2 separate regions of the Homo sapiens genome follow, and region 2 is linked to region 1. A link is a loop called in an ENCODE intact Hi-C map of the cell type or tissue named here. Cell type or tissue: PC-3. All regions are shown on one strand. Links, peaks and the distances in the headings refer to the core of each region. The heading gives the core; the rest is flanking DNA. Region 1 holds the start of LINC00609 (long intergenic non-protein coding RNA 609). Region 2 overlaps SLC25A21 (solute carrier family 25 member 21).

Region 1 (12,139 bases), core at 2,153-10,152:
GGACAGTCTAAACTTGATGCAGCGGCAACAGTAATACCAAAAGCAGCGATAGCCAACAGCAGCAGCAACAGTGGGATGGCAGCTGAAGTTCCTGGATTCTGTCCAGCAGCTGACTCTTAAAGCAGGAGCCTCTGCAGCATGATGCCCCTGACTGCTGGAAACCTGTGCCTAGAATACTAGTTGTTTACAGCAGTTACTGTTTTCAGTAAACTTGTCTTCCTCCAGTCCTAGTTCAGATCCCCCAAAAAGCAGAGCCTGATATAGGGACATTAGTACAGTAATCTACTTGAAAGGTAATCCCAGGAAACTGAAGTGAGGGAGTGGAGAGATGAAACAGAGACAGAGGAAAAGACAATAAAGGGTACATTGATGAGCTGATGACTACTGAGGGCAACTGGGGCTCCATTCCCCTTGGGGACCTTCAAAGGAATTGTGTACCATGCACACTGGAATGCCTCCTTATTGAGTTTTAACCCCAGTGGCTGATAGTTCTCTTTGGGGACACTAACTCATCCACACTCCTGGGCTGCTCCTGCACGCAGGCTGACCAAGCTCCCAGGGATTGGGGAAGTCTGAGGCAGAAGAAATGACAGACTGGCTGTGGTTAAGTCAGAACCCACTCTGGCCCCATGGGATGTGGGCAGGGCACTAAGGCATCTTTGTATGGAAGTTTTACATGTTGTTTTCTTTGAGCATCAGAGTGATTATAAAATGCATTGTGAAGCTTTGAAATATTTAAAATAGTATCTCCTTCATTGAAGTTTTAAGGAATTGGCTTGTAAAACTATGAATCCAGTGCTTTTCTGGAGGTAGATCTTTGATGACTTTTTACATTTCAAGATGGGCCTCCTTTTACTGCATTTAAATCAATTACAGAAACAGGATGTGATTAGTTGGAACCAGAATAATTGACCACATAACCAGAGGCTGTAAAAACTGCAGTTATTTTTGCATCAACCTAATAAAAAGAAATCACAAAGCAAAATTTTCAACTGGGGTTAGCTGCAGGCAGACATAGATCATAGACATAGATTTGGCTTTTAAATGTGCTCATCTCTATCAAGCAAAAGAATACGGAAAGAGTACCCAGAGATCCTGCCCACCAAAAAGGCCATAAAGAATACCAAATTTCTCAGTTTATAATATTCACTAAGGATAACTGAATTAGTCACGCTTGCTATTTCTGATATAGCACATCAGGGCATATAGCATATTCTCTATATGAATAAATAGAGAAATATACCTGAGGAAAGAGACAGCAAAGGTAGAGGGATCCCTGGGGCACAAACAGAAGATACTTACAGTTAGAGAAAGTTCATTTTTTTTTTCTCATTTAAAAAAACAACTTATTTAAGATTTTGCATGAGATGTTTTGACTTTCCCTTCAGCGCAGAACCATTTTTCCCTCAAATGATTTACCTAACAGACATGAAGAACTGCTATCAAGCCTTTACCCACGCAGTTATAACCGTGAGAAAATTATTTTACATCAGCTGCTGACAACTAGTCCCCCTCTCAGGGGCACATAATGAGAGAACTGTCAGGCAGATGAGTGTCCAGCGCGGAAATATTTAATTAATGAGCTCTTGTCTTGCCTCTAGGTAATTCTTCACAGTCCTAAGGATAGAGAGCGAGCACCCTCTGATCAATCCAGGGAATTAAAAAAACACACACAGTCACTGCTGAAAGAATTTCAGTTTTCATTTTTTAAAAAAATCCAAGTTACCTATAAAATTTCACGGACTTATTTTTTTTAACATGCTTAAATTTTTAAAGGAGGAGACTGCCATATGACCTAGACTTAGCATTTCATATTTTAGATCTTAGGTCTTTAAAAAATATATATAAGAGAAAGCTACTATGAATTCATTCCTTTTATTCATACTTTTAATAACTGTAATTTGGTCATTTAAACAGCACTTCCATAGATTAGAAAACAGTAGCACAATACGTGCGAGGTATTTATTCAGTGCATTCACAGGGTCTGTTGTGTGTTCTAGAGCCACAGATCCCTGTAATCTATTTCCACGGTCCCCAATTTTGGAACCACCCCATACTTCAGACTGGAACAATGCCAGGCTGCTCTGGAATCCTGCTTTGTTGTATCAAGGCCTTTTGACTCTTTCTTGGAGAATCTTAGCCTCTGAGCTTGCAGCACGTTCCCTTTAAGAATAACGTGTAGCATCTTATTCCTAGAAAGAGCCTCTTCCCTCTGATAGACTCTACTAATGCTGTTCTACAACAAAAGAGTGGGGCTTCAGGGCGGGCCGGGGAAGCAGAAACTGAGACGGTGAGGTGGGGGTGCAGAGTGGAATTCAGGGAGGTGTCAGACTAAAAGCCGGATCTCTGGGCTTCTAATGCAATGCTCCCACCTTTAAACTAAGTAAGCAAAGAAAGCATTAAAAGAGTGACTGGGCCTAAGCGTCTCCAGGATTTTTCCATCACCATTATTCCCCTTGTCCACCAATCCACAAGCACAAAAATTTATTCCACTCCTGGTGAGATTAATAGAGTATTTTATTTTTTTATTTGCGCAAATTTGTGGGGTAGATCAGACATCTTGTTACACATAATGGGTAGTGAGTGACTCAGGGTATTTAGGGTGTCCGTCACCTGAGTACTATACATGTTTGTTAAGTATAATCATCCTACTCTGCTATCAAACATTGAATTTATTCCTTCTCTCTTACTGTATGTTTGTGCCTTTTAGCCCACTTCTCTTCATAACAGCATATTTTAAAGATAGAATACACCATAGTTGTAACTCCTGGAAACTGACTCTGGCTTCTTCTGGTATATTTTTAGCATGTTTAAGTAAAACCAAATTGTAATATCACTCTCGACTTCATCTAATATTCTAGAATTCCTAAAGATTAAAGGTATCCATTTTTGTAATATTAATCAGTTATCTACTTAATACATTTAGAATAATATAAGATAGTCCTATTTAAGTAAAGGCTAGGGATATTAAAATTAATTTTATAGGAGAACATTCTGAAGATTATTCTAAAAAAATGAAGATGATCACCTGACATCACAATGAATTAACCCTGTGTAAAAATATTGGGGGAAAATGGAAGTTTATAACTTATTTTAAAAAAAGGTAAGAGAACATTGTATCTTTTAAAGCATTAATGAAAGCCTCCTTAGCAAAATTATATGCCTAAAGAATGCAGGCATATAACTCACAACACAAAAATACTGTAGATCCTGTACCTACTACAAATGGCATCCAGGTGACCAAGGCTGGCGTTCCCAGAATGTCACTGTGGCTGGTGTCTGTTTTGACTGGTCAGCATCCATGCCATGCTAATTATTAAATATTTTAATATTATTCTTGCAAGTCTCCCTAAAATAACCTCAGTATCTGTTCTGTTCCCAATGGTCTTTAGCAAGAGTTGCAAAGCGCCCTCCTGTTACAGTAAAGAATTCTCCTTTATATCAAATCTAAATTACTTCCGTATTAGGCAGAACCCTTTTAATTGCAAGTAACAGAAACTATACAAATTAGCTTAAGCATAAAGGGACTTTATTGGCTTGTGTTCCTGGATAGAGCTGGCCTCCAGAACTCAAAGCACATCATCCAGTCATCCTTGTTCTCTCTCCCCCTTCTCCTTTCCTCTTTCTGCAGCTCTCAGTGAATTGGCTTCCTTGCCTCCTCCTGAAGCCAGGCTTCTCCTAGGTATATGAGTTGGGAGCAGGAGAACCAAATTCCAGATAAGAATCATATCTAGTCAAATCTGGATCACATGACAACCACTCCTATGCAGAAGGTAGAAGGAATGTGATGTGGAAGGTACTGTCTCTGGCAACCCCACACCCAAGCAGGATGAGGAAGGTAAGGAGTCCTGCCACTCCCAGCAGGCCGCACACCAGCAGCATTAGTAGCTGGTTAGAAATGCAGAATCTGGAGCTGCATCCCAGACCCACCAAATCAGAATCCAGAGTTCAACAAGATCCCCAGCGGATTCCATGCACCTTATAAATGGAGAAGGTTTTTCTCCTAGGAAACATGCCGTGAAGGACGACATCATCACAGAAAGGGGAAGGAGAAAAACAACAGATGTTCACTCACACACAACTGTGATATCACACAACTTCCTTTTGCTTAGTCTTCAGTAAAAATGATGAACTAATTATTGTTCTAAGTATCACAAACATCACTACCCATTTTAAAAAACAGGCCAGGTGCAGTGGTTCACCCCTGTAATCCCAGCACTTTGGGAGGCTGAGGCAGGCAGAAAACTTGAGGCCAGGAGTTTGAGACCAGCCTGGCCAACATGATGAAAACCCATCTCTACTAAAAATACAAAAATTAGCCGGGTATGGTGACACACGCCTATAGTCTCAGCTACTCAGAGGTTGAGACATGAGAATCACTTGAATCTGGGAGGCAGATGTTGCAGTGAGCTGAGATCATGCCACTGCACTCCAGCCTGGGAGACAGAGTGAGACTCTGTCTCAAAAACAAACAAACAAAACATCTGTAGGTCTCCCTACAGTTTCCTGTTCTTTATAATTCCTATTCTCCTTTATCAAGGCCAGTAGCTAACTTAGCTATTTTTAGTCTCACTTTTTATTTTAGAAATTATTTGCTATATAATGGCCAGGCACAGTGGCTCACACCTGTAATCCCAGCACTTTGGGAGGCCAAGGCAGGTGGATCACTTGAGGCCAGGAGTTCAAGACCAGCCTGGCCAACATAGCGAAACCCCGTCTCTACTAAAAATACAAAAATTAGCCAGGCATGGTGGCATGCACCTGTGGTCCCAGCTACTCAGGAGGCTGAGGCATGAGAATCGCTTGAACCCAGGAGGTGGAGGCTGAAGTGAGCCAAGATCGTGCCACTGCACTCTAGCCTAGGTGATGGAGTGAGACGCTGTCTCAAAAAATAAAAAGAGAGAGAGAGAGGGAAAGAAAGAAATTATTTGCTATATAAGGATTGTTGTTAGGAGGAAATCAACACTATAACTGTTTGTTTCTGTCTTTGACTCTGGTTAAATTACTGTACGTCCCGCCAGCATACCTGATTTCTATTGATAGGGGTAGCACAGCCTCGTAGTTATGAGCATGGATCAGAAGCTAGGGGCTGGTTTAAATCTTGATCTGCCACTTACTAGCTATGTTTCTTACCTCTCTGAACCTTGGTTTCCTCATCTGTAAAAGGGGCTCATCATAGTTGTGAGGAGAATTAAGTGAACTAATATTTGTGCCTGGTATGCAGTAACCACTATGTATGTTTTTGAAATAAATAAATGTTGTTGGAGTGAAACCCCCCAACACATCTCTAATGCCGCCTTGTGACTAGTGGATTAAGTGAGCACTTTGAAAATATGTATTACTTGAGTGATTAAATTGCCAAGCTTCCCCATTTCATTTACATCTTATTTCCATTTCTAGTGAATCATTCCTTCTAAGCACAAGGTTGTGAAAGGAAATCTTGAACACTAATAATAGCATTACAAGCTACTATAACCAGGGCTTACTTACATGATTATCACCAAAGCTCCAATAAATTTCTCAATTTAAATATTAAAAATCAGTCAATGATCTGTTAGCTGGAAAATATCTGGGGTGAAAGAGTGATTACCACTAAAAAATAGATTGAAGTCATTGCTGCTTTTAGAGCCTAGAAAAATACAAAGATCTGTTATTCTAGGTAAGTTACTTACTCTCTCTGCCTCCTTTATGGGCTGCTGGAAGGATTAAATGATTAGTGTGTGAGAAATGCTTAGAACAATGCCTGGCTCAAAGTAAGTAATCAATAAATGCCAGTTCTTATTATCACAGGTATTCTGAATACAGGTTGTGGCGATCAGGAGCTTTGATGACCATGGCAGGTGGCAATGCCCCAAAGTGCAGAAGACGTCAATTCCTCTTCCATATCCCCAGTCAACACACACATTCCCCTCCACAACCAAGAGAAGTGGGCATTAAAGAAAGGAAGGGCAAGAGGAACGACAATTCTAAAAGATCACCAAGGTGTATAGTCTGAATTATTTGGACTAGTTCTGCTGTGATCTTAGCCAATTGACCCTCTGCCCTAATTTCCCCACCTGAAAAAAAAGAAGGCCAATTTATTAAGGGTTTCTGATGCGTGGGTGAAAGAGGCTGTTAACACTCGAAAGTATTATAGATTAACAATCTTTCTAACCATTTTAAATATTAGCAAATGTTCCAGCTCACAAAGTGCCATGGTTTTAGTGGCCTGGAAAACGCTGCAATTTGTTCAAACATCAGTGGGTGTTATTTCTGGATGTTAATCAGTACCATTTACCTTGAGAACCTGGAAAATGTGTGGACTGTGCAAGTCCGCCATCTGCTGGTCCTGGAGACTCTGCGCCGCAGGGCAGAGATGCTTGTCCAATGCGGCCGGCACAGGAGCTCCTTGGAGAGCAGCAAACCAGCCAAAGCTGTTCCCACCACCTCAGGTCCTGATGCTGAATTATCACAGTGAACATGTTGCTTTCCCAAAGGGAGGTGATTTGTTTGAGAGGGTATGTGTGTGGTCTTTAAATAGTTTTGTTCTTTGTGCTTACATTATCATCTAGGAAGAAAAGATAATTTATTGCATCTCAGAAATGAAGCGACTCTGAGATAGCATCTATTTCAAATGCCTCATTTTACACAAAAGAAAAAATGTGGCCCAAGAGTCAGACAACTTTCCCAAGTTACTCAGCCAGTAGTGGCAGGACAGTATCCCCAAGGCTCATGCCTGGACACTTACTCTCGCTACCTTGGAGAAGGTGAAGGAGGGCAGAGGAATCTGCCAAAACAAAGAAAACTTCCCAGCCAGTGTCCTGGGTCACTGTATACGTCTTACTGACATGGCACTTTAGCCATAGTTTGCAAAGAGCTTTAACTTCTCTTCTTATATCCATATAAAAACTTTCACCTCTGATTGTAGCCAAAAGCCAAAGCCCTTTTATGCCCTATTGCACTTATGAAAGGGGAAAAATGCAAGTAAGGATACTTTATCTTGTGATTATTTTCACTTCCTGAAAAGCCAAAGATCTAGCAGTTTAATCACAAAGTCTGTCCTGTCATTCAGCAGCAGATGCCAGCCTCTTGCCCGGCAGCCACCAGAATAGAAGAACCCTACAGGTCAGAAAGTCTACACTCTTATTTCTCCACCAGAGAGAGGTCTCTCTTAGTTTATACAGGCCAACTATTTTTTTTTAATTGGTCTTAGTCCAATAATGACATATTTGCCTGGGTCACCTGCCAGCCAACCAGGAGCGCTCATTCAGCTGGGGTGTGGATACAGAGAAATTCTAGTGCCATCCAACAGAGGGCAGTAGTGCACAGACACATAACCACCCTGCTCAGCTCTCTCCTATCAGAAAAAAGGGGGTGGGGGACACAGGTGCATATTCTTACTGCTCTGACTCTGTCCTGAGAGTGGAGCCAAACATTTTTCAGATGCCAAAATCAATCTTAAAAGTCAATGATCTGACAAGGACAAATATTAATCGCTAATTCCTGTTTCCCCCCACTTCATGACGCTCAGCTTCATACTCTGCCCCTGAGCCTCCCAAACCAAAGTTCTTTTATCACGTGACAGAGACACAAGCCTTGGATCCATCTGAAAACAAAGCTGACAAGTTTCTCACCACCTAGCAACACAAAAAACTCTAAACACAATCCAAAGAATCCCCAAGGGAAACAGCTTCAAGAATCTTGAAAATCATACCTATTTTTGTTTGTAATGTGTGAAATTATTACAAGTATGTTCACCAAGAGGACTATTGATGGATGACTCACAATTTAGCTAAATTCAATGAACCACACACTGTGCCTATCCCAGTAGGTGACTCATGCATTTTTTATTTCAAGTATCAAGTGTTTGCCAAAAACAGTATTTAAAAAAAGTAATGAAAATTGTTCTGAAAGAGCTCATGAATAGGGTAGGACTACCCACCGACAACCTCATTTGTGCTCTGACCACTTACATGGGATTTGGTGGGTCTGCTACAGCAGCGCTCGACAGAGAGTGCGCTCCCCACAGCAACGGTGGCAGGCGGAGGGCAGGCTCTGCAACTCACCACACGTGGTTATCTCCCTCAAACCCACATCTCAGCAAGGATTCTAAAGCCCAATGATGTGTATGTGTTGCGGGGGGGGGGCAGGTACATACAGGTTTTGCTAAAACATATTAAAAATAAATGCATACATCCATTCAATTCCTGTTTGTCTTCTATTGAGCTTATCATTTCTCCCCCTACCTTTTTTAATTTAAGAAATCTAATTATCAGAGAAAAATGGAGGGAATGAAAGGTCACTGAGCAGAAATAATGAAAATGATTGCTGGTGAGGAACAGTTAAGGGGTGTAGACTTTATTCTGACCATTAGTGTTTTCGTGTGCACCTGCTACTAGGCTATTCACAAAACCCTCAGTAAGAGTCCCCCTTTCTCAGCCTGCTTCTCTGACCAGCCAAAGGAAAAGTTTTTAGGTCCCACTGACTTGCAAAAAAACCCTCAAGTTCACTGACCACCTAATAATATCCTTGTAAATCTCAGAAAGACATTACTGATTTGGATGTTTTAATAAATATTTGCAGCTTTGTGGTATTTCAAGGGGAAAGGATTTTAACACTTACAAATGCCTTTTCAAAGGATGTGAGGATGAGACAGAGTTCCCAGTGATGTTAGTATTTATTCCTAAAGCTTACTCTTCTTTTAAATCACAAACAATGACCATTTTTCAGGTTGTGTATTGACTTTTTCGTTTGCTGATCATTGCAGGCAAATTATGATGAAGTGTACGCTTTCCTCTTAAGGTCCCAGGAGACTTTCCTCCCCCCACACATTGTGGACATTGCTTCTTTTATAAGCAGGTTCTAAAAAATAAGTGCAGGAGGAACTCAGTTGGCTGACTCAATGCTTTGCATTATATGGTCACTCCTTATAGGTTTCTGATCTCTTGTTGCTTAGCAACATCTACACAGATATAATTTCCATCCGGTAGTGAAATCAAGTACTTTTGGCCTCTGTCAACATCAAGATTAGCTGATCTCTAGAGACCCCACACAGCCAAGGACACTTGTTGCTATTTTAAGAGAGAAGAGGCTCTCTTCTTCTTGCATGCCTCTTCTCTTTTTTGTTTATCAATTGCTGCGTAACAGAGTGCCCTAAAAAAACTCCTTATACAGTCTGTAGTTTGCCAAGGCTCGGCTGGATGGCTATGACATTTGATCCTTCATGAAACTGCAGTAAGATGGCAGCAGGAGCTAGAGTCTTCTCAAAGCCAGACTAGGCTGGACATCCAAGATGGCTTCTTCCCTCAAGTGACTGGTGCCTGAGCTGGGATGGCTGGAGCAGCTGGAGACTGGGCAGACATCTCCCTTGCCACATGGCTAGGTTGGGCTTCACAGCATTGGCTTGCAGGAGGCAGGGTGTGTGAAAGAGGCAGTGGGAGTGATCCACTCATGGGAAGGGATATGTTATCGCTGAGCCTTGTTTAGAATTGCTTGTGCATGCTGATAAGAAAAGGAAGACCAACTTTTAGTTGGTTTTAGTAAACTTTTTAAATTCTTTATAGACAATGCATCCCTTTAATCTCTGTACTTTTAAGTGGACCATTCCCACTGCCCCCAGCCTTGGTACACCACTTCCTCACAGCATGGCTGTTTCCAGAGAGTTGGACTTTTTGCCTCATGACTAGCCTCCCCCAGAGCCTTCCAGGAAGAAAGGCAAAATCTGTGAGCCTTCTTATGACCTAGCCTCAGAAGCCACAGAGCATTGCATCCCCTGCACTCTGTGGGGGCAAAAGCAAGTTGGAGGACCATCCTGGATTCATGGGGAGAAGACCAAACAAGTGTGAGTGCTGGAAAGGAGACTTCCCTGTGGGCCAGCTTTGGAGATGAGTGACCACATTCTCCATTACCATTTGCTCCACGTGGTTCAGAACCACATGATTATTTAACCAAAGCTCGGGTTGACTACACTTCAACTAACTGGAACCTACTGTAACGGTAAGTGACTTTTCTGAAAGAGATTTTGAATTCAGAATTTCATTGAGCCTTAGGATCCTCTGATGAATTTTCTTTAACTATTTCTTGCTGAAATAACAGAACTTCTAGTACATAGGGCTAGACTATTGCCACGACTTCTGAGTCAATCAATGTAACTCATCTTAGCCTCAGGCCAAAATTTTTGCAAATGGCTATATTCGTACTCAATTCCATTTCTCACATGTACTCATCTGACCAATGGGAAACTTTCCAGAGCCAGCTCTGGAGTCATAACTCAAAACTTTTCACAGAGATCCTAGGCCAGGTGTGAATAGAATCTTCAGGTTTCCTGAACCCACAAACCATAGCCAACCTGGATGTCAAGACCCTATAGGCTTAACTATTTCTTAAAATAGCAATAGCAAGCCCTTCTTATGTGCCAGACACTGTTCTCTGCTTTACCAATAGTAACTCATCTAAAACTCATAACAACACTATGGGTAGTAACCCTTATTATTATTATTTACAGATGAGGAAACTAAGACCCAAAGAGGTTAAGGAATGTGTCTCAGATTCCAAAGATAGCAAGTAGAAGAAATGTTATAGTCAGATTCCAGAAACCAAGCTCTTAATCATCATGCTATTATACTTCATAAGTTGTACAGTCAGTATTGCTGGCAATAAAGGACATTCATATAATTATGTACCATATCCTTGAAAAAAGTTCTTTCAGTCAACAATTAAATCAGCCAAATGTCTTAGACATTGTTTTAGTCCATTCAGGCTGCTATCACAAAATACTATAAAAGGGCTGGCTTATAACAACAGGAATTTCTCACAGTTCTGGAGGTTAGGATGTCCAAGGTCAAGGGACTGGTAGATTCAGTGTCTGCTGAGGGTCTGCTTCCTGGTTCATAGATAGCACATTCTCACCACATCCTCACGTGGTGGAAGGGATGAATGAGCTCCCTTGGGCCTATTGTATAAGATCGTTAATCCCATTCACAAGGGTTCTACCCTCATGACCCAATCACCTCCCGAAAGGCCCCACCTCCTAATATTATCACCTTGAGGGACAGAATTTCCAGATATAAATTTGTAGGGGAGGAGACACAAACATTCAGACCATAGCAGATGTACTAAGGGATACTAATGATATGACTTGATCCCCCAACACAAACAGATCAGTATGTTCTGAGAGAGGCAAGACTGACACCCAAACAGTAAATGAACAGTATCAGATGCCACCATATGGAAATAAGACCTGAACTGTGTGGTGATTTAGACTGCAATATTCAGCTGAAGTCAGAAAAGGTATTGTGACACTGGACACAGCACTTTTCCATTCAGCCAAATCACAAAACTCATATTTTCTTTTCACACATGCGATGTCATTCATGCCTTATGGTCTCCGTATAACGACATGATTAATACAGACAGAGTGGTCCACAGAAAAATCAGATCCATGGCATTACACAGCAGCCTGCCTTCAATAGACTTCCCTCACGAAGAGGCTATCACTCTGTACTGTTAGGAGGCCATGAAGCAATAACAAAGTTGAATATGTTTTTTAGATGTTTTCACAGGGGTCGTGACTTACTGTCCCAGAGAGCAGGTTTCTTGCAGAGGAAAAGCTGAGCCCTCAGTTGATTCCTTTACTGAGGTAGAAGTGTGGATTGGCTCAGGGAATAAAGCACCCTAAGGGCTATCAGATTCCAAGCTCCAAATCTGGCTCTTACCTTAGGCTAGTCACTTAACCTGCAGACAGAGCAAAAAACTAAGGGTAAAGAACTCACAGGTAAATAACAACATTCAAAACATATTATTCTATGGTACAAAAATACTAAACAGACACTGCATTTGGGTGAAAGCTATCTTTCAAGAGAACAGACCTACTCAAATGTATCTACTTAAAGGAATATTCCGGGTTCAGAATTGAGTGTGTTTTAAATTAGGACACATATTTTTACTAATGAAGCACGAACTGAAAAAAACAGCATTGGGAAGAGAAAAATCAGATGTGTAGCATGCACGAAGACTGCTTTGCTGCCTCTGTGGGGGAAATAAAGTTATGAGCATCATGATAAAATTAAGTTAATTCATTCCTATCACATCTAATAGGACTACTTAAAGATAAATCATAAAGTGTCAAAAAAAGTGTCAGCAAATAATGATTCTTACTTCA
Region 2 (12,139 bases), core at 2,774-10,773, 1.1 Mb before region 1:
GGCTGAAAAGAATGTATATTCAGCACTTGTTGGATATAATGTTTTGTAAATATCTGTTAGGTCCATTTGATCTAATGTGCAGTTTAAATTCAGTGTTTCTTTGTTGATATTTTGTGTAGATGATCTGTCTAGTGATGAAAGTAGGGTGTTGAAGTCTTCCACTGTTACTGTGTTGGAGTCTATCTCTCTCTTTAGATCTAGTCTTATTTGCTTGATGAATCTGGGTGCTTCAGTATAGAGTGCACATATATTTAGAATTGTTATATCCTCTTGTTGGATTGTTCCCTTTATCATTACATAATGACCATCTTTGTCTTTCTTTTACTCTTCTTGACTTAAAGCCTGTTTTAGCTGATATAATTGTAGCTACTCCTGCTCACTTTTGGTTTCTGTTTGTCTGGAGTGTCTTTTCCTTTTCCTTTACTTTTAGTCTATATGTGTTTTATTGATAAGTTGAGTTTCTTGTAAGCAGTATATAGTTGGAAGATAGTTTTTAAAAAATCTGTTTAGCCGTTCTGTATCATTTATGTGGATTATTTAATGTTTATGTTCAAGATTATTATTGATATTATTGATATGTGAGGCTTTGTTCCTGTCATATTAATTGTTTTCTGTTTGCTTTGTATACTCTTTGTTCCTTTCTTTTTCTCTTATTATTTTAATTAATTAATTTTATTTTCCCAGTCTTTAGAACCTGTGAATCTTTTATTATTTGTCATTGCGGTTTGGTGAATTTCTGTAGTAATACCATTTAATTCTTTTCTCTTCCTCCTTTGTGTGATTGCTTTACTAGTGAGTTTTATACTTTCGTGTATTTTTTTTTTTTTTTTTTTGAGATGGAGTCTCACTCTGTCACCCAGGCCGGAGTGCAGTGGTGCGATCTCAGCTCACTGCAACCTCCGCCTCCTGGGTTCAAGTGATTCTCCTGCATCAGCCTCCTGAGTAGCTGGGGTTACAGACATGCACCACCATGCTCAGCTAATTTTTGTATTTTTAGTAGAGACAGGGTTTCGTCATATTGGCCAGGCTGGTCTCAAACTCCTGACCTCAGGTGGACCACTCATCTCAGTCTCCCAAAATGCTAGGATTACAGGCATGAACCATCAGGGCTGGGCTACTTTTGTGTGTTTTTGTGATGGTAAATCTAATCTTTTCAATTCCAGGTTTAGGACTCCCTTGACCATTTCTTCTAGGTCCAATCTAATGGTAATAAATTCCTTCAGCATTTGCTTGTCTGGGAATGCCTTTATTTCTCCTTCATTTAGGAAGAATAATTTTGCTATAATTTTGCTGGGTATAGTATTCTAGGGTGAAAGTTTTTTGGGTTTTGTTTTGTTTTTCTCTTGCCACTATCACTATATCATGCCATTCTCTTCTGGCCTATAAGGTTTCTGCTAAGAAATTCACTGTTAGTTTGATGGAGTTTTCTTTATAGGTGACTAGATGATTTTCTCTTGTTATTTTTAGAATTATCTTTTTATCTTTGACTTTAGACAGTCTGATTATAATGTGCTGTGAAAACTTTTTGGCATTGTATCTTCCTAGGTATTGTTGAGCCACCTGTATCTGAATATCCTCTTGCTAGACTTACATCTCCTGCTAGACTTATTTTATTTTGTTAAATAAGTTTTCTAATCTTCTCTTTGTTTCTTTGTCCTCTAGGATACTGATAATTTATAAATTCAGTCACTGTATGTTGCCCCAAATGTCATGAAGCCTTGCTTATTCTTTCAAGTCTCTTCAAAAATACAAAAATTAGCCAGGCATGGTGGCAAACACCTGTAGTCCAGCTACTTGGGAGGCTGAGGTAGGAGGATTGCTGGAATCTCGGAAGCAGAGGTTGCAGTGAGCTGAGATCGTGCCACTGCACTCCAGCCTGGGCAACAGAGTGAAACTCCATCTTAAAAAAAAAAAAAGAGCTGTCTTTTAGTTCTGAGATTTTCTCTTCTGCCTCATCTACTCTATTACCAAAGTTTTCAAATGTATTTTTTATTTCTTTCAATGAATTCTTCAGGTCCAGAATTTCTATTTGGTTTTCGAAAAAGATATCGGCCGGGCGTGGTGCCTCACACTTATAATCCCAGCACTTTGGGAGGCTGAGGCGGGTAGATCACCTGAGGTTGGGAGTTTGAGACCAGCCTGACCAACATGGAGAAACCCTGTCTCTACTAAAAATACAAAATTAGCTGGGTGTGGTGGTGCATGCCTGTAATCCTAGCTACTCGGGAGGCTGAGGCAGGAGAATCGCTTGAACTGGGGAAGTGGAAGTTACAGTGAGCTGAGATCATGCTATCGCACTCCAGCCTGGGGAACAAGAGTGAAACTCCATCTCAAAAAAAAAAAAAAAATCTATCTTTTAGTAAAATTTTCCCTCATATCTTGAATTGTTTTTCTGTTGTCTTTGTACTGAGTTTCTTTAAAATCAATATTTTGCATTATACTGGGATTTTGAAAATGTCTTTTTGATTAAGAACTGTTACTGGAGAATTGTTGTGTTCCTTTGGAGAGTCATATTTCATTGATTTTTTTTTATGTTTCCTGTGTCTTTATGTTTATATCTGCACATCTGGTGTAACAATCACGTCTTCCTATTTTTGAACTTACTTTTGTAGGAGAGGACTTCTTCCAGAAGACCTAGCTTTAGTGTTTGTTAGGTAGGGCACTTTGGCTTTTAATTCTGAGGGCATGCAGCAGTGTAGTCTTTGTATGATTTCTTTGGCTCTAAACAGGATTAGTGATATCTGTGTGGGTTGGGGTGCAATTATTAGTGGAGTCTGTGGTGATGTTCTGCTTGGGGACTAAGATGCCAGGTGGGCCAGTTTCCAGGCACCAGTGATGACAGTGGTGGGTTGAGTATCCCTATCTTTGTGCCCCAGGGTGACGTATGCTGCCACCTGTACTTGTGGTTACTAGAGGTCTGATTTTTGGGCCTCTAGGTGGCTTGCTCAGATGTTGATAATGGCAGCAGTAAACTGGGTCATAGAGTGTGTTTTCAATCACCTGGCAGCCAGTATAGCATGGATGATGGCAGAAGCTGTAGTGGGATGATTCTCTGGGTCCTGAGTGGTGTGTGTTCATGTTGACAGTAGATGTGATGTGCTGGGTGGGGAAGTCTCCAGTCCTGCAGGTGGGGCTTGCAGATAGGTCAGCTGAGGAGATAGCAGTCGAGACCCTGGGCTATGTGCTCTGTTAAGGTGGGAGAAGTGAAGGAGCGAAGCTAGGCTCGTGGGGCTTGTGGTGAGAGCAGGCACCAGCTGTGGTGGCCAGGATGATCCTTAGGCCTCAGGCTAAGTGCTTGTGTTAGAGACAGTAGCAGCCATGCTGAGGCCCCACCACTGGAGAGGGAGCTGCTGTCTTTGTGGCAACAGCCTGGGCCAGTGGGTAGGGAATGCACGTTTCTTTCTAGCCCCAGTCCTGGGGGTTCACCCCCTACCCTGGCAGTGGTAGCTGATGCTTAGCTTGTTCCCCCACCCCAGCTGTAGGAGCACCCACCCAACTCGCAACCAAGTCCCACCAGCAACTCATTCTGCTCACTTACATGCCAGTCTCTGTCCTGACAGCACCCGCTTCCTGGCACTGGCTGCTGCAGCTCATGTCTTGCTTGCTTCTTATCCCTGGCTGTGGGAATGCTCCCATCTTACTCCTCATTCCAGCAGTGATAACTTGAGCTTTTGTAATGTCTCAGTCTTGGTGCTGCTGGCCTGAAGGACAGTGTGCAGTTTATGAGAGGCTAGCTTTGAAAATGGCACCTTCCTGTAGCTTCTTAGGTCTTATAAATGGTGTGGGAGCTCCCTCCCTGGAGCAGCCCTGTCCCTTCGTCTCCCATCAACTTCCTGTGTTAGTTTCAGGGCTTGGGATGGTCAAGGGGCTCTCCTGTGGCTAGGATTGCATGATCTGATGGTGGGGATGTGGGCTGCTGGAAGTCTGTCACTCACCCTTTCCTCATGTTAGGAAGTCACTCCCAGCTCTTAGCCAGTCCTGACCAGGGATGCTGCCTCTTTTCCTCCTTCCCCACTTTTGGTGTTTCCTGTCTCTTCTGTGTTGAGCATCAGCATTCTGTCTTGGATAACGTATTTGAAGTGTGACTGTCTATATACTATTCCAGTTCTTCTAAGTAGAGCCAGAAAATCCTACTCAACCATCTTGAACCTTTCTCCCCTATTTGATTAGTCTTCTATTGTCTCCACTTTCCCTTTCCTCAAAAATTGATATTCTACATGTTTGTAAGTTTTTTGCTTTACACAGTCTTTTAAAAATTTATTTTAAATTCATTTTATTTAGTTTTTTTCTTCTTGTGTTTTACACATTCTAACTCCCCAAACAAACCCATCCACTCTTTGGCTTCAGTGTTGTCTGTTTGCAGGTGACTTCCAGAACTGTGTTTCTGACTTCTCTGCGCTCTGCAGGCTCACATTTTTAAGGTATATAGCAGAAATAAAATGAAATTAACTGGGCATGGTGGCAGGCGCCTGTAGTCCCAGCTAGTCAGGAGGCTGAAGCAGGAGAATTGCTTGAACCCGGAGCAGAGGTTGCAGTGAGCTGAGATTGTGCCACTGCACTTCAGTCTGGGTGAGAGAGCGAGACTCTGTCAAAAAAAAAAAAAAATTGAAATAAAATGAAATTGAGAGTCAGTGGACGCTAATGGTTTTCAAAGATGTTTCAGAGATATATTTTGAAACTAATATCAGACCTTCAAACAAATTATCATTTTCTCATTTCTATTTTGAGTTCAGTCTTTTCATTCATTCTTTTTGTCATCTTTAGAAGTCACAATGAACTTCCTGGGATATTTGTTTGGGTTGGGTAGATCCTTCCTAACTATCATAGTCAATAAGTATGATAAGATTTTAAAAAGTAAGATAAATCTTATCTTTTGAGTGCTAACATTTACTGAATGCTTACTATGTGCAAAGCATCTTACTTTGCTTAAATAATCTCTATTATTATTATTATTTTTGAGATGGGGTTTCTCTCTGTCGCCCACACTGGAGTGCAGTGAAGTGACCTCGGCTCACTGCAAACCCCTTCTCCTGGGTTCAAGCGTCTCTCTTGCCTCAGCCTCCAAAGTAGCTGGGATTACAGGCACATGCCACCCTGCCCAGCTAATATTTGTATTTTTAGTAGAGACAGGGTTTCACTATGTTGGCCAGGCTCGTCTTGAACTCCTGACCTCAAGTGATCTGCCCGCCTTGGCCTCCCAAAGTGCTGGATTCCAGGCATGAGCCAATTTGTAATTTCTTGAAGATGAGGAAAGTGAAGCTCAGAGAAATTAAATATCTTGTTCAAGGCTGATGACAGACACAGACTCAAACTCTGCTCTTTGCTTTCAAAGCTTGAGCTCTCATCCATTACTCCACCCTGCCTCTTAGTGTGCAGAATGAGAAATCAGGTAAGCAGCCCCTTCAAGTATTGCCCCCATAAGTCTTCTTTTTCTCTCTGGTTATGTTAAATACCACAGCTTTTTCTTGAACTTGAGTGTTAATGAACAAACAGGGTCTGCCCTTGTACAAAAGTCCATTTCTTGTTTTTGCAGATTTTTAAATGCCAGCCATAGCTTAAGTATGAAATTCTCCATATTAACCAGCAGTGCCTCTGTTGGCATTAATGCGGCATCTTTTTTTCTGCCAGATGCTACAGGCAATTGGTCAGGAAGTGGGCCAAGCCTCCACCCTCACGTATTGTTAACTGAATTCGCACACAACTAATAAGATACTGGTGTGACTCAGTAGAGTGAGAGCAACCCAAGAGTGGACAGGAGGGGCCTGTCTGAAAAAGGAGGGAATCTTAAGTCGCATGTAATTTAATGTCTGTAAAAACTAGAATAGACTACTGTAGGGAGAACGTATAGCCTCCTCTTTGGAGAAAGAAGAATGAAATTCAATAGAACTCGATAGAATTGGATGACACCTAAAATAGAATCATGGCCCAAAGTAATTTTGCAGAATGAAGAGAAAGAGAGAGAGAGAGAGAGAACCTACCAATGTGCTAATATTTCTTGAAAAGTTACCAATATTTATCGACCATCAAGTATGCCAAATCAGAATAATACAATTGTGAAAAACATTAGTTTTTGTTCTGATTGCTTGAGGCTTCTATTGCTGTTATTATCACTATCATTTTGGGGCATGATTGTAGAGGCAGGTTAAAGCACTTTGGAGTAAATTGCAAGATCCTCTCCAGAGATCTGAGAATGAGCAGCATTATTTTGGAGCGTCCGCCTAGGACAGCACATTTGATTGGCTAGTTTATCACAGTGGACATTTATATCTGAAACTAAGATTACTATTCTGTACTTGTGCAGACCTATAGATGGCGCTGTCTTCCTATAATTTTGGTGATTTGCTTTTTATTTTCTTTTTAAAAGGAAAAGCTTTCTGCAGATATAGTTAGATCTAGAAGTGTGTTAACTTCTGATTACATTCCACTATTGCAAAGCATCTTTGCCTTGCATAGATCATAGAGAATTCTACACTTGAAAAATACAGACTGTACTTTGGGAATTAATTTTTCTTTTAATTGTGATTCATACCTGTGTATGTATGGAAAAATGGGTTTATGTATATGAGTAAGAAAGAGGGATGGAAGAAACTGTTTTTATTTGTATAATATTTATTTTCTTTATGTTGGTTCTTGCCGTAAAATTTGAATTAGAGTCCTGGATAAAATAGAAATCATTGATAAGCTTAGGATAAATGTCATAATTTCTTGTAGATCTTAGAGATTACCTGAAACTCCTAGATTCCATAATTTTGTTTTTCAAAGTTATTAGGGCTAGGGTATGTATTATAGTCATAATAAATTATAAACATCTCTAAACAGGAGCTACAGTGCCAAACACGTAGGTTTTATTTATGTATCTGGGACTCAAATGCCATTTCTTGTTTTAATTCAGTGGCCTTTAACATAAGAAATTGGGTATATGTATGAATAATAATTTTTCTTGAATGTAAGTTCTAAACAGGATTTTTTTCCTTCAACCCTACTCCTTCTGTAAGGAAAAAGTTTTAAGTATGATACATATTATGTTGTGGATTTGGTTTATGAATGGGAAATGCCAGAAGTGCTTGCTTCTGTAATCAAACTTTAACCACAAGATGGCAGTATAACTTTCCCATGTCTTTAAAAAATTTTTAAATAATTACTAAATTAAATTATTTTTTCTCTCTTAATGAGAAATGTATACAGCTAAGGGATTTCAAGATAGTTCTAAGGAGGATGAATATTGAAGGTACTGTACTAAATATAAGAAATATTAAAGACTATTTAGTGATTATTTATTTATTTTTTGAGTCTTGCTCTGTGAGTCAGCCTGAGTCTGTGCCCAGGCTGGAGTTCAGTAGTGCTGTCTCAGCTCACTGCAACCTCTGCCTCCCGGTTTAAGCGATTCTGCTGCCTCAGCTTCCTGAGTAGCTGGGACTACAGGCGCCCACCACCATGCCCAGCTAATTTTTGTATTTTTAGTAGAGATGGGGTTTCAGCTTCCCAAAGTGCTGGGATTGCAGGTGTGAGCCACCGTGGCCGGCCCTAGCGGATTTTTTTTTTGATGGAGCAGTTTTTAGTTGCCCTAAGAAAACATTTAATTTATATTCTGTAAAGTTGAAATAGGAATATGATATGAAAATGGTAAGCAACTTTGTTTTACAGAGCAATATAGTTTCATTAGGTTTGCCTCATAAAGCATCAAGAAAGTGACAGTAGATTTTCTGTTTCTTTCATGTGTTCATGGACATCTGCATTGGTGTATACCTTGTATTTTGAGCTCATAGCTGGAGATTAGAAGTTCAACAAGAAGCAAGGAAGGGAAGAAAAAGAGAAAAGTAGAGGCACTGGCATCTAAGTTAAAAAAAAACAGTGGTGATAATGATGTCTATGTGATTCTTGTTGGCTTCATATCTTCCATAGTCAAAAAATGGATCATCTAGGCAGGCACAGATAGCTCACGCCTGTAATTCCAGCATTTAGGGAGGCCAAAGTGGGGAGAATTGCTTGAGCCCTGGAGGTTGAGGCTATTGTGAGCCATCATTTGTTCATTCAATTTGGATATTTAAATAGCCGTCATCCAGCATTATATATACTGATAATGTTTTCATTGGTATGCTTACATAATATGTAGTATTCCATTTCACTCTGCAAAGAGGCTTTTCACAAGCATCTATTTTACTTTTCCTTGATTTTTTGTTATTAGTTTAAAAGAGTGCATTGGATCTATTTCTTGTTTTTTAAGTCTTATGAAGAGTGAGCCCCTCTAAGGAAGAGACCAAGTCATGTTTATTTTGTATCTCCAGGCCTACCACAGTGCTTTGAATATAGTAGCTGCTCAATAAATGTATATTTATTCAATGCATTTGCCACAAAGCAATTCAATTTCATTGAGACCTGTTTTGCTTATATATCCCCATGTAACCATATAGAAATATGGCAGAAGTAAAGAAAATACCTTCTGATTTAGACGTCAAATACTTTGACCTCTTTCATAGCATCTTATTTTACTGATGGTGGAGGGAATGTTTCTTGTAGGAATCATAGTTTCTCAGAGCAACAATGAAGACAAAACATCTGTGTTTTGACCTATGGTGTATCTAAATGAAGATGATCTCATGCTAAATAGTATGATTTGCTTTCTATAATAGAAATCTGACATACAATCAATATAAAATATACAATGTGTAGCTACACACAAAAATATTTTTTACCTTATAAACTCAAGGACATCTTTTACTTTGCATTATTTATATAAGTTAGAAATATATGACAGTATATATAAAATCACATTTGCGGGCAAGTTGAATGAAAAAAGACTCACAGTTACCATATGTAGGAAAAACATATAAGCAAAATACATAAGGAAAATAAGGGCTGGGGGTGGTGGCTCATGCCTGTAATCCCAGCACTTTGGGAGGCCCAGGTAGACCGATCACTTGAGGTCAGGAGTTCGAGACCAGCCTGACCAACATGGAGAAACCCCGTCTCTACTAAAAATACAAAAATCAGCCAGGTGTGGTGGTGAGTGCCTGCAATCCCTGCTACTCGGGAGGCTGAGGCAGGAGAATTGTACCCGGGAGGCGGAGGTTGCAGTGAACTGAGATCACATCACTGCACTCCAGCCTGGGCTACAGAGTTGAGACTCTGTCTCAAAAAAAAAAAAAAGAAAAGAAAAAAAAGAAAAAGGAAATATAGTTACCATGTGTGAGAAAAAGTGTGGTCTCATGTAATGCCCTAAACATATATGTCATGTTTCAAAAATCTGTAGTTTTAGGTGAGTTTGAGGTCAGAATGCATTTCCCCCTAGAACAATGTTATGCAATTCATGGGCAAGCCACAAAAATTTTCTTCCTTTTTTTTAAAAAAAAAAAAAAACCTGAAATAAGTGTGAAATACCAGTAATGGCAGCTCTAAGCCCTAGGGCATTTAGGATTCCTAAGCCCAAATATAGGGTCCTCTGTCCTTCTGAGGCTAGCTTCCCTGGAGGTTTTAAGAGCTCTAACTGGTGGAGAATGGGATAGAGATACTCAGATGTGGAGATAGTGTGGTGGCTTCTCGTTGACAATGAGATAGGAAGGTGCCAGCAGCCAAGAAGGAAAGGGTGACAGACAAGACCAGGAGGGCCATTTGAATAGGGCCTCATATTTCACAGAGGGCTTTATAAATTTGAATTTTTGACATTTCTTTCAAATATGGGCAGATATAAAGTCATTGCCTTTGTCATTGCAATTGTGTCTGTTAAAAGAATTACTATGTGAAATGTAAGTCCTTAAAGTAAATTTTAATAACGCTGTTAACTGGCATTTCTTTATTTTTTATAATAGTATTTTGAGAGTTCCCAATTAGTAGAAGAGTCTTGGGTCTCTTTCAACTTCCAAGAGGCCCTAGTCCTAAGAGACAAGGGTGAAGGAGTTCTAGAGGGTCTCACTCCAGTGGTTCCTAGTACGTCCTTGTGCAATGAATAAATGGATGGTTGGTGAACAGTCCGACAGCAGAGAAGAACCAAAGGGCAAGTGCAAACCAGAGTTGGGAATTAGGAGGCATTAAGGTTGGAGAAAATGGGAGCTGTAGTGATCATTAGTATGTACAAGTTGTTAGCAAATTAACTATTTCTAGATTGGAAAATACCTGCATTTTTTATGTTTTGTGCGGCGTATATGAATCTATGTATTCTTACATTTGAATAAACATGAGACATGTCACACTTTTCATATATATTTTATCAGCATTGCATAGCTGAGAAAATAGCTACATATTAAATTAAAATAAAATACCCTAGTTTTTAAATTTTATTGATCTGTAAGTAACATTGACATGTTTAGTTAAATGTAAGAATGAATGCATAATACTAATTGTTGAATAAATGATGTAAAATAATGACATCATTTATTATATATTAAAACATGCTCTTCTTATCTTTATCAGTAGACTATTAGCTTCATGAAGGTAAAACTCTTGGTCTGGGCTGAGTGTGGTGGCTCAGGCCTGTAATCCCAGCACTTTGGGAGGCCAAGTCAGGCGGATCTCTTGAGGTCAGGAGTTAGAGACCAGGCTGGGTAACATGGTGAAAGTCTGTTTCTACTAAAAATACAGAAGTTAGCTGGGGGTGATGCCACGTTCCTGTAGCCTTAGCTACTTAGGGGGGTTGATGTGGGAGGATTGCTTGAGCCCAGGAGATCAAGGCTGCATGGAGCCATGTTTGTACCACTGTATATACTGTCACACACACACAAAAGAAACTCTTGGTCTGTTTGGTACTCTGGTGTATCCCTAGTGCCTAAAAGATAACCTGGCACAGGACAGGTACTCAATAAACATTTGTCGAATGAATAGATGAATGAATAAATGTCAAGTGTTTTATTTATCAATTTTTAATGTGAATTAATTTAAAACTTCAAAACTTTTCATCAAGATGGTAGGGAGATATTTCCTAAACAATCTGAAGGAGTGGGTGCTGTTTCCTTCATGCCCAGTGTCATTGGTGGTGAGGAGAATCATTGCTGTTTGCCTGCCATCAAATTGAGACATTACCCTAGGAACCGAATGCTGTAGACGATGTACTGTTCCATTTTATTCCTGATAGCTGCAAAAGGAAATAAAAAAGGGCTCTAGTTTTCCTGCCCTGGTTACTCTAAGAAGGAGTCAATCCAAGTCCCATTGATTCTGTGAACCTAGAAATTTGTCTTCCTGAATTTTGACTGTGTGTGGATGGAGACCTGTTTTTTCCTAATACCTGGCTTTCCAGGAATAGTTAGAAGAAGTATAGAGTATCTGATTGTTGAGTTGCTTACAGTTTGGAGGTAGGTTTGTTTTCTCAAGCTCAAATGTCATTGTGTTAGTTGTAGTTTTTTCCAGCCCATCTTTCTACTTGCCCCACATGCCCTCAGGGATATCTGAGTCAATCCCACACATGTGGCAGTCATATGATAGGGGACTTACTCAGTGGGGTCATAGCAACCTAATCTTAATTTTCTGTTCTAGTCTATTAAATTCCTACTGTGGTGTCCCAAAGAGTTATTTAGCTCATCTCTCTGTGTGTGTGTGTGTGTGTGTGTGTGTGTGTGTGTATTTTAGTATTTTAGATTTCACTTCATGCTACAAAGAGAATAGAGGTAAATCTGGGCACACAGGCATGGAGTTCCAGCTACTCCTGAGACTAAGGCATGAGGATTGCTTGAGCCCAGGAGTTTGACTCCAGCCTGGGCAACAGAGCGAGACCCCATCTCTTAAAAAAAATAGAGAATAGAGGTAAGAGAAGGAGGTAGTATTCTATGGGGATTCTGATGTCTTAATGCCTGATACCAGATCCCAACTCTAATACTTACTAGCTGTGTTACCTTGGGCAGGCAGCTTAACATCTCTGTGCCTTACCCATAAAATAGAGATAGGATGCAATCTACCTCATTGGTTATTGGAAGGATCATATGGATTGAGGCATGTAAAGTGCTTAGAATTGTGACTAGCACTTCCTGAATGCTCTGTGTTAGTTATTATTAATGGAGAGGGAAAACATATGAGTAGTTAAGACTCTTCCAAATATTAAAAACAAACAAACAACAACAACAACAACAACAACAACAACAACCACCCAGGCTGGGCGTGTAATCACAGCACTTTGGGAGGCCAAGGCAGGCTGATCGCTCAAGCTCAGGAATTC

Evidence for each region. Hi-C counts contacts between places; a loop is a spot of excess contacts. Peaks named below come from ENCODE experiments on the same cell type or tissue, not always from the same donor. Only the 100,000 strongest peaks of a DNase experiment are listed, where the experiment ranks them.
Region 2: it touches region 1 in a loop (7-fold over the local background); 4 of 110 quality-filtered maps call a loop at or near these places.

Annotation. Positions count from the first base shown.
Region 1 is chr14:36,064,824-36,076,962 of GRCh38, reverse strand. LINC00609 (long intergenic non-protein coding RNA 609) reads right to left here and starts at 6,536. Exons shown (of 3, transcript NR_073454.1): 1 at 6,278-6,536. It overlaps LOC105370452 (a long non-coding RNA gene), which reads left to right and starts at 9,234. Exons shown (of 3, transcript XR_943752.3): 1 at 9,234-9,975. In PC-3, for the core only: CTCF peaks have their summits at 6,324 (motif pointing left) and 7,302 (motif pointing right); DNase peaks (open chromatin) are centred at 6,332, 7,272 and 7,772; H3K27ac peaks cover 939 bases; H3K27me3 peaks cover 2,003 bases.
Region 2 is chr14:37,144,853-37,156,991 of GRCh38, reverse strand. All of the region lies in intron 1 of SLC25A21 (solute carrier family 25 member 21), which reads left to right. Among named protein-coding and RNA genes, the nearest start is that of SLC25A21-AS1, 21 kb to the left of the region's middle. In PC-3, for the core only: CTCF peaks have their summits at 6,315 (motif pointing right) and 7,087 (motif pointing right); a DNase peak (open chromatin) is centred at 6,291.